2 separate regions of the Mus musculus genome follow, and region 1 is linked to region 2. Evidence: chromatin contacts called from ENCODE Hi-C or POLR2A ChIA-PET data. All regions are on one chromosome and are shown on one strand. Each heading gives the region's core, a stretch centred on a gene start or an enhancer-like site at or near the end of the contact. The rest is flanking DNA. Distances are from core to core; before and after follow the strand shown. Region 1 overlaps Ift140 (intraflagellar transport 140). Region 2 holds the start of Cramp1l (cramped chromatin regulator homolog 1).

Evidence for each region. A loop is a pair of places that touch in the nucleus more often than their neighbours do. ChIA-PET counts read pairs that join two places held with the same protein, here RNA polymerase II (POLR2A).
Region 1: a map of heart shows a loop between it and region 2 (11-fold over the local background). The contact joins the enhancer-like site here to the promoter of Cramp1l in region 2. A Hi-C loop is called at or near these places in 3 of 37 maps with a recorded cell type or tissue (all heart). POLR2A ChIA-PET finds 5 or more read pairs at or near these places in 1 of 5 experiments (Patski).

What each region holds. Positions count from the first base shown.
Region 1 is chr17:25,060,024-25,065,124 of GRCm38, forward strand. The region is part of intron 18 of Ift140 (intraflagellar transport 140); the gene reads left to right. The region is part of intron 2 of Tmem204 (transmembrane protein 204); the gene reads right to left. Among named protein-coding and RNA genes, the nearest start is that of Tmem204, 19 kb to the right of the region's middle. Within about 2 kb of position 3,455, at least 2 of the 3 ENCODE cell types and tissues checked have a DNase peak (open chromatin) inside an H3K27ac peak, as active enhancers do; they include heart, where a contact is called at or near this core.
Region 2 is chr17:25,012,170-25,017,345 of GRCm38, forward strand. Cramp1l (cramped chromatin regulator homolog 1) reads right to left here and starts at 3,061. Exons shown (of 21, transcript NM_020608.3): 1 at 2,958-3,061; 2 at 1,519-1,856. The coding sequence starts at 1,855. It overlaps Ift140 (intraflagellar transport 140), which reads left to right and starts at 3,917. Exons shown (of 30, transcript NM_134126.3): 1 at 3,917-4,735.

The DNA of each region.
Region 1 (5,101 bases), core at 2,205-4,704, 48 kb after region 2:
TTTTCATGCATGAAAATTTCATACATGAAAATACTATTTAAATTTGCATTCCAAAATGGCTGTGGTGGCTCACATCTTTAATCCAGACACTCAGAGTATACAGATAGAGGCAGGTGAATCTCTTGTGTTCAAGGCCTGGTCTAATGAGCAAGTTCTAGAATATACACAGACGCACATGCGCGCACACACTTGCATTCCACCTGCTACTAGAGGCAACTTCTCTACCAGTGAAGGAGAGTTAGGCTTCTCTTTAACAGCTTCATTCCATAGGCATTCATATTAGTAGAGTAAAGCTGATATTTTGTTAACAGATTTAGAAATACTTTGTGTTCTCTTATTCTCATATCTTTGGGCATGTTTATCAACCAAAAGACTTTCTGATTTTGTCTTTTGTTGTTGTTTTCTTTTTGATTTTGATTTTGATTTTTTTTTTTTTTTTTTGAGTCAGAGTTTCTATAGGTAGCCCTGGCTGATCTGGAACTCAGAAATCCGCCTGCCTCTCCCTCCCAAGTGCTGGGATTAAAGGTGTGTGTCACCACGCCCAGCTAGCCAAAGGAATTTTTTTTATGCTTGTTTCGGAAACAGAAAAAAGATTAGAATCGAGGCAGACTGGGTACACAGAGGTTGCTAGCTTATGTCTTCTGAAACAATAAATAGTAAACAAGGAGGGATATGAAGCCTAAGGAAGCAAAAGCAAGCAGAAAGAAATATGCCAATATGCATCCCTAGTGTGTAAGAAGGAAGAGACTGAGGGTAACCCCTTACAAGAAGTTTCCATGGGGCTGGAGAGATGGCTGGATGATACTGAGTGCATACTGTTCTTGCAGGGGACCTGATTTCGGTTTTTAGCACCCATGTTGGGTGGCTTACATGTGCCTGTCACTCTAGCCCTAACGGGTGCAGCACACTCTTCTCAGCCCCTTCAGTACCTGCACTCACTCTTAATGAGTGAGTGCACACAATTTTAAAATATTTTTAAAAGAATTAGCCTGGGGCCGGGCAGTGGTGGCCCACTTAATCCCAGCACTCGGGAGGCAGAGGCAGGCAGATTTCTGAGTTCAAGGCCAGCCTGGTCTACAGAGTGAGTTCCAGGACAGCTACACATAGAAACCCTGTCTCGAAAAACCAAAAAAAAAAAAAAAAGAGAGAGAGAATAATTCTGAACCTTCTGGTCAAGACTAATAATATGCAGTCATGTGACTAGGGAAGTTAGCAAGGGGGAAAACAGCAAGTTTTGGCGCGTGCAGGGCCGAGAGACCTGCTCTACTCATTAAGGTGTGGTGTGGCCCTGGGCTCACCGTTGCACTCTCAGGAGCGTGTAGTCATGATTCAAATGAGCCTCCTCTGAGAGGGGCCCCCAGGGGACAGCCCAGCATGGACTGCATTTCAGCAAAGAGAAGGGAGGAGAGTCTCAGATGTGGTGGTCCCGGAGGACATACAAGAGCACATACAGGCAGTCCCTCCAAACAGTTCACACTCAGCCGACTGTATCTCTAGAAAATATGTAGGCTCTAAAACTGTCAAAATAGTCTGATGTTACTGGACCAGCACAGAAGGGTCACCTTGAGGGAGCAGTCTTTGTGGTCAGTTTGTCCCACATGTCGGAGTCATGCCTGCTTTAACTCCTCTGTATGCATGTGTCACGACGACGAAACATGTCAACAGATTGAGGGTCAAGCACTTTCTGCTGCTAGATTTGCAGGAGTGACCTGCTCCACAGTTCCATGTTCTAAGTGCTGGCTGACACTGCCGAGGACATTGGTCATCAGATGCCGCCTCTTCAGTCACCGAGCAAAACTTAGGCCTTCCCCACGCATGAAATGCTTCATGGCTTCCTGATGCCTCTGCTCCTCAGCTTGGCAGCCCTGCCTGTCCTGACACCTCTTTCCCTGCCACTCCTGGCTTCCGCTCGCCCCTGCTGCTTCGTGGTTAGGAGAGATTTAGTTGTTCAGTGTGGCTGTCCCTTGGCTATCTTACGGTGCCTGGTGTCCTCCTTTGGTTTCTATCTCCCATGTCTGGGAGTGCCGTAATCCAAGGATACCAAGGATGCTCCAGAGTACCAAGGACTGTCAGGAACTGTGTGCTAAGTAACTTGAGGCAAATCACAGCAAATGGGAAACCGAATAGGCTGGTGTGAGCCTGTGGAAAAGAAGGAAAGGGCATGCCCGCCTGAGCTCCGCTGTGACCCCGCTGCCCCTGCTGAGTAAAGGCCATGGAGGAGCCGGCTGGCACCTTGTAGGGCTTTGTGTTTGTCTTGTTGTTTTTGTTTTCTCTGTGTAGCCCTGGCTGACCTGGCATTTGCTCGCAGGCCAGGCTAGCCTTAAACTCAGAGATCTGCCTGCCTCTGCCTCTTGAGTGCTTGAATTAAAGTCATGTGCCACCGTTGCCCAGCTACTTTGATCTTAAAGTTGATCAGAATTAGTCTCACAAGACTGAAGCCACCCCCAGCTAAGATTCCCAAGGACCATGCGAGGGATTAGCACTGGCGCTCATAGGTGGCCAATGATTTGTTCCAGGATGGCGACTTTACAGCTCCATCAAAGGGATCCAGACCTTTCCATAACTAGCTATATTATTTATTATGCACACAAACTAAAGTTTCAGAAGACGTATCTACTTCCAGGAACAACAGAGAAGATGAAAGAGCACTCATCCCGTTGATGAGTTAATTAAAGAGATGTAAGTTGACATGTGCATAAAAGACCTTGTAGAGCCCTCTATGTTCTGAAAGTATAAATTGGAAAGTAAAAACTGTAGATATGGGCTGGGTAGATGGCTCAGTTGGCCAAAACCCTGCAATACAAGTATGAAGACATAAATTAAGATGCCCCCACAAAAGCTATGTTTAGAAAACAAAACAAAACAAAACTGGGCAGTGGTAGTGCACGGCTTTAATCCCAGCACTTGGGAGGCAGAGGCAGGCAAATCTCTCTGAGTTTGAGGCCAGCCTGGCTACAGAGTGAGTTCCAGGACAGCCAGAGTTAAAACAGAGAAACCCAATCTCAAAAGACCAAATGAATGAGTGAATGAATGAATGAATGAATGAATGAATGAATGAATGAAGCTCAGCATGGTGGTGCATATCTGTACCCAACCTCAGTGGGGAGTGGTAGGGAGGGACCGGTGGATCCTGAAGCTCAAGGGGCAGTCACTAGTCTCTAGCTGAATCGAGGAGCGTCAGGTTCACTGAGAGATCCTGTCTCAAAACTAAAGGTGCATGATGAGGAAAGACAACTAATATAGACCTCAGGGCACCACACAGGCATGTGCACACACAGCCACACTAACAAGTACATACGGCATGCACACACACCAACTCACACACACATACATAAACATGGAGCCTGACTGATACACACTTTACAAAGGAAAAGTGAGCTGGACGGCCCTTCACCTGGTTCATCGGTAGTCATGGAAACCCAGCAGCATGTGGCCTGCCTGGGGCTGGGCTGGCTGAGTTCCATGTGTCTCCCCTTTCCCACTGGAGTGAAAGTCAGAGGCTGCACTTCACTTGCTTTTTCATATTAAAAAAAAAAAGTAGAAAGGAAAGTCTAGGTGGTTTTCTGTGAAAAAAGCAAAGCATAACTATGTACTAAAGTCTCATACTAGATATTGCTGTGGTAGCATCCGCCTACAATCCCAGAGCTAGGGAGGCAGAGATGGGAAGGTGAGTGCCAGGCCTGCCTGGGCTACATAGAGAGACCCTCTCTCAAAAAACAAAAGCAAATGGTTGACACATCACTCGTTCTGGGTATTGATCAGTTTAAGTTTCAGTTCAGTTGTCAGTCAGCTTTGACCACGTTAGAACGCATATAGAAAGGGGAAATGGAATAGTCTGCCCATTCCCAATATGGAGCCCTACAGGAAATCTGAGCAAGGGACCTAGGTGAGCCAAGGCCAGCCCAGGGGCAGAGTCCTACAAAGAGGGGGCCTGATACATTGTAACAGGCATAGATAGCTCTTAGCATCCTCTAGCTCCACAGTTGGCTGCCATCCAAGACCTGCCGTGAACCAACAGATAGGACGGTATAGGCTAAGAGATGATAGGAAGAAATCACCCCGTTATTCAGTGTCATTAATAAAAAGCAGATAAACCGTGGGAGAGCAGAGGTGTGACGCTGCGTGAACTCACTGCATCGCCACGTGACCCTGGCCTCTGGGAGAAGGCGCCACGAGAAGGCGCCACATCCATCGTGTACTACAGACATTATTCTGAAGTAAGGTCAGCTTCTACTTGTGGGGCCTCTGTGCTTGGGAAAGGATGGATGAAGGCCCTCAGTGTGGGCCAAGGTTGGCTTAGAAATCCTACTTTCATCCCCCCTAAGTTAGGTTCCCTTTCTCCTCCGTGTCCTTTCCCCTGAAGACTTCTCTCCCCCAAATTTTCAGTGATGTAATCAGCCTGTCCAGAAACCTCCAGAAGGGAAGTGAGTGCTTCAGCGAGTGCTCTGTTCTGCACACACGGGATCAGTTCCATCTCTATGAAGTCCCGTTGCCAAAGCAAACAGCCTCTTCCTCTGCTCCGGCCAGCCCAGCGGAGGGCGGTGTGAATTCCAGCACAGTGGAGAGCGCCCCTTTCCTCTCTTTCTTCCTTCCTGCCTTCTTCCTGGGGCCTAAGCTTCTGTCACAGAGTCTTCCCTTTTGGAATGACTATCAAACATACACACAGGTGGCATCAGAGGAAAGACACTGGGGTTGACCTCTGGTGCTCCTCGGCAATTGAGCAAGCAAAGTGCTGGTGCCTTAGAGGGAACAGGACCGGCTTCTAAGATGCATCCTGACAAAGGGTCAGTTGCAGACACTGCCAGCCTTGGCATGTCCAGCATGTGTAGCCAGCATGTGTAATAAGGGAAGACGAGCAAACCAGACTTCTACCTCTTCCATCATAGTGTTCAATCCCTTGTGTAAGGAGACTCGGCAGTACAGGACATGAGCCTGATTTTTTATCCAAATGGTTCTTTCTAGTAGAAGGATCCGTAGCATTGAGGAACGGGTGATCACGTTCTTCTATTGCTCCCAAATGGCTCAGTTGGGTAAGGAAGAAGGGGAGGAGAGATAAGGTATACCTAGGACCAAGCAGGGTGGTGCTTGAGGACCAGATAAA
Region 2 (5,176 bases), core at 1,811-4,310:
TACCGGTGGGAGTGCACATGCAGGCCTTCCTGAGACACCACCACCAAAGTCACTGTAGACGTCGGAACTTAGCACAGACCCCAGAAGCTCCAGCACACCTGTATCCTCTAGTGAAAAGGGACTTTACAAAACAATCAAGTTTGTAAACTCGTGTTTTCCTAATACCAAAATAATAAACTTGTGAGGCGGCTTTTAGTTTTAGAAACATACAAAGTGACCTCATGCTTACATCTTTAAACTGGCATACTCACTCCAGAAATTCTTTTGGTGATGTCATGAGTCTGGATGAGGCAGAAGTGAGTTTAATGGGACACATCTGCGTCAGACCCTCAATACAAGTTCTCTACTGGCTATTGAAATATTTTCTTTTTAAAACCACCAAGATCACCTTAGTAATTTAAATCAACATTCCCTAAGAAATGAAAAATTTGAACTACTATAGTTCAAGTGCTGCTATAAATAAATGTTTTGGGTTTTGTTTTTTAAATACAGAGTCTCACAATGGAGCCCTGGCTGGTCAAAACCTTGCTATGTAAACCAGGTTGGCCTCAAACTCTGAGAGATCTACCTACCTCTGCCTCCCAAGTGCTTAGATTAAAAGTATGTCTTCATGCCTGGCTGTAAGTATGGAGAACTCACTGAAAATTGATGTCACATTTGTTATTTTATTTTTTTAAAAAGTGTTATATAAGCCAACTATCAATTATATCGGTTTTGGCATGTAATCTTAGCACTCAGGAAACTGAGGCAGAACTATGAATTCAAGGCCTTAGTGAATTCCAGGCCAGTCCAAACTATCAGCAGATTTTGTCTTTTAAAAAAAAAAGGCGGGAATGGGGTGGGGGGCAAACTTGGTCTGAAAAGAATGTAAGAGCAAATTGCCTGCATAGGTAAAAACCAAGATGCTGAAAGATAAAGAGAAAAGCAGACAGGGAAATAAAGGCCTGTGAAGAACCCACATGGCACTTTTTTTTTACTTTGGTAGGAGGCTTCAAGAAAGAAGTTGCAGTCTCAACACAAGACAGTTCTGTGGGCTGCCCCTGATAGGTCACCGTCAATTTCATCCAGTGGAGATCCTTTCTGGTTCACCAAATATACCTCAGTTGAAACTCTAAGTGTCCCATTTCTCTGTTCTTCAAACTTTGAAGCCAGGAATACTTTGGTGGAAGACAATAAGTCAAAGCCAGCCTCTGCCATTCCATCAACAGCCTCCCCAGTCCATAAATTACAAAAGCCAGTTCCTTTGTTCCGTTCCCACTACTTGAGGTGTGGAAATAGAGCAGGAACTTTCTCTGCCTATACTTGAGCTATTGTGCGTAATTTAAAATGGCCATCCATAAAAAACCGTCAGGGACCCTTTGGGAATCTATGTCTCTTGCCCAGAGAAAGGACAATATCACTGCCCTGTATGCTAATATTAAGAGGAAAGCAACAGCCTCCAAGGAATGGAAGGGGGCACGTGCCCCTGCAAGTGCCACCCGAGGAGGTCTTGTCAGACGCCACAGGATAGGTCCCTACCTTTTCCTCGCGGCCCGGAACCGCTGGCACCACCACTGCCCAAAGCACAGGGTGCGTCCTTCCTGGGCCTCTTGCTCTGGGGTCGCACGCTGGACCTTAGGAAATGGTGCTGGTCCTGGGGGCTGCCCTGCGGTGGAGACGGGGTCGGCAGCCCTCTGGGTGGCGCGGGGGCTCCGGAGGCCCGAGGGGTCTGCCCGTCCCTCTTTGTGCTGCTGCTGTCCGCCGCGTCCGCGCCGCCGGGCCCCTCTCCGTCCAGCGACTCCTCATCGGCCGTCCGCTTGCCCAGCTTCTTGAGCCCTTCCTCCCCGCTGCCGGCGTCGCCCAACTTCACTGTCATCCTGCGGCGAGAGAGACGAGGAGCGGTGAGGCGGGCGGCAGGCAGAAGTTTACCGCCGGCCTCCCAACATGGCGGCCGTTGTTTGTTCCAGCGCCGCCCGCCGCCCGCCGCCCGCCCGAGGGCCCACAGAGTGCTGAGCCCGACCGGACCGGGACCCCGCCCCGCCCTTGGATGCCCCTAACCCAGGTAGACCAACACAGCCCGGAGCCACGGAAGGCACGGCAGCATGACCTGGCCTCTGCGCTTTGGGTCCCGCAGTACCGCCGTCCCGCCACCACCTAACCCAAGGAGCCGCAGCTCATGGCCCCCAGCTTGATCCCGCCTCGCTCCCCGCACTGCCCGTGCCTCCCCTCTGCTCCCGAGCCACGCGCGATCAAGCCGCGCACCTGCCTATTGCAACGGCCCGCGCTGCCCTCCGAGCCCCTAGTGCTCCATAGGCCAAAACTGCCGCTCCCTCCAAAGCTGGCATGCAAGAGAGAGACTCTGCACTCCGGAAACCTTCCCAGGAGGGAGATGGCCCGACTACACCTCTCATTCAACAAAGCCTGTTGCATAGAACAGGTTAGAGAACACCGGAAAAGTGACAGCAAACACTGTTATGTTCCAGTCGGATCTTAAGAATAGGAACTGAACTATGTAAACAATTCTGGAAACAACAAAATTCTTGCTTTAACTTCTACCACTGTCATAAGATATCGATAAGCAAAATAATAATTATCTGTAGCTAGGAGAAATTATACTCAGAATAAACTAAAGTTCAGGTACATTCCAACATCTTAAGACAGGCTGTGTACATGATGAAGCAGGACAGAGAAACACTCCGTTCTTTAGCAGACGCTAGGTCCAACATAACTGTTGAAAACATTCCACTTAAAAAGAAAAGCAGACAGAGCAAGGTACCAATGATAACAAAGAAACAGACTGAAGGTAAAGACAGAGATGTAAAACTCGAAGTAACACCATAAAATGGTGCTGCCAAAAACGGTGTGCAATTTTCCTGTTTGGCACTGATCTTTCAAATACTACCTTAAGAAAACCCTGGCACAGAACCACACAAGACACAACCCCACGCTAAATGATTTTATGGCACAAGACTTCGAACCTATTCACTTTTAACCCCCTCACCACGGTTCCCAAAACCCTGTCATTGTGCTAGGGAGCGAAACCCATTCCCAGAACCAGCACTGCCAACAGCACCAAGCAAAATGCATCAATCCAACAGGACCCACTCGCCGGCGCGCTGGGCCCTGTCCCCAGGCACATTCCGGTCGTTCCCCAGAGGCGGTGGACTCCATAGGAGTCCGTCACCGAAACCCGTCACTTCCTGACCGTGGGAGGCGCGGGCACTGTGGGCCTCGTCCCGGCTCCACACCCTTTGTCCCATTTCGGGTGGGAGAAGCTCGCACCTTCCTGAGGAGCTGACCGCTGGCTGCACGCGGCGCAGCCCACGAATACCGCGGCCCCTCCGCGGATCCCGAAGGCTCCCAAGTGCAGCCTACGGTCACCTTTTTCATCCACGCTTCCCGGCAGCCTGGCTCCCGGATCCCGGGCCTCCGCAGAACCGACCGGGCCCGGCAGCTCCGGCTGCGGCGAAGCCGCGACGCCGGGCTGGTGGTCAGGTGTCAGGCGCGGTCACCAAGCACTGTTCCCCTTCGCAAGACCTCTCCGTGGACTGGCGCGCGGCTAACAGGGCTGACGGCACCGGTGCAGCCGCCACTCGCCCTCCCACACCCGGGACGCCGCGCTCTAAACAGTTCCGGCTACGGCGGCCGCCGGGGACCTGAAGTCGGCGCCGGAGCGGGGAGGGGCGAACGTCCCGCAAAAAAGACGAGCACGTCCAGCTTTTCTGCGGGCGCGCCCAACCAGCTAGGCTGCCATTGGTCAGCAGGCGTTACGTGCGCGCGCCCGCACGATGTACAGGGGCGGGCCCGCAACGTGGGGCGTGTTGTGACGGCAACCTCGCGCCCTTGCGGATCATGCGTCTTTTCCGATTGGCCAACCGACAGCCAATAGGATCAGCGTGCTGGCTGTGATTGGCTGAGACTATGTTGACGGATGCGTGAGAAGAAATCACCGCCTCAGCGGGGCGTCTTGAAGCGCGCGGGAACTCGGGTGGGGACTTTGCACTTTGAAAACAGGTTTAAGACCATAAATGTATCGTAGCATAGTCCACTAACACTTTTCCTATTCGAAGCGATAAGGAAATGTGTTTTTAAAACTCTAATGCTTATGCATGTGGCGTTTGAAAAAAGTATCCCAGTTTGCAGGAGGTCCCCGCCTCTGGTTATCCCCTTGGCTCATTGGCGTGGACCGTGCTACTGCGCCTGCTCTTCAGCGACACTCGCCGTTGGCTAACACTGGCTAAAGTGCACACGGTCACCCAGGGAACCCTGTGCCTAGCTGCTGCAAGCCTCTGCTGAGTACCGCTTGCAGCGGTCTCTCGAGGCATCAACGCGCCACGCGCCGGGGCGGTGTCCGGTACTCAGAACGTTCCAGAGAAGCTCTCGAGCCGCGCCTCCCCATCCGATGCAATGCAACTAAGCTCCGCGAGGTGCCGACTGATGGCCTGCGTGGGGTAGGCAGGATGAACTCGGGGAGAAAAGTATTAGGAGCCTTGACGCAGCTTGCCCCGAGTAGCAAATAGATCTGGCCCACCCATCAGCGGAAAACCCAAACTGGTCCTAAAGTGGGCCTAAGACTCAGAGCTGCGCCGGGAGGTACCGACTGTTTTCGGTTCTTTCCGCCGCAAGTCACCAGTGGTCGTTTCGGGAGGCATCGGAGGCGCGGCTGTCCCTCGACTGCTTCCGCTTTCTTTACCGGCGTTGTCCGGGCAACACGGAGGCACAGGGAATCTGGCGAAGTTAGATTCCTATACCTAAGGTGCAGAGGGGTCTGGGGCTGGACCGGGGAGTGGCAAGAGGTGGGATGGGATCGACCTGGGACCTAGAGATGACCTGCCAGGACCCTCTCGGTTCCTCTCTGTGTGCTGGCTTCACATTGTCTCTCTGCACAATCCTAGAGCCCCCTGCTGGACTTTTGAGTTGCGGCGTGAGTCCCCCCCGCCCCCCAATGCATTTAGTATGAAGCTGGGGGAAGACAAAAAAGCCAAAATCCTCTGCTTGGTTAATCTTTGGGTGGCTTGTAAAGATAACATGACCTGAATGGACCACCTTGAACTACACTGTCCTTCAGTAATGTCTACATGATGCAGCTAGTGATCTTATTCTGGCCCAGAGAGCTAAACTTTACATCATTGGTCACTATCCCGAAAGGCTACTTTAGAACCCATCCTCTTGTTGAACAAGAGACTCTAAAAGGAGT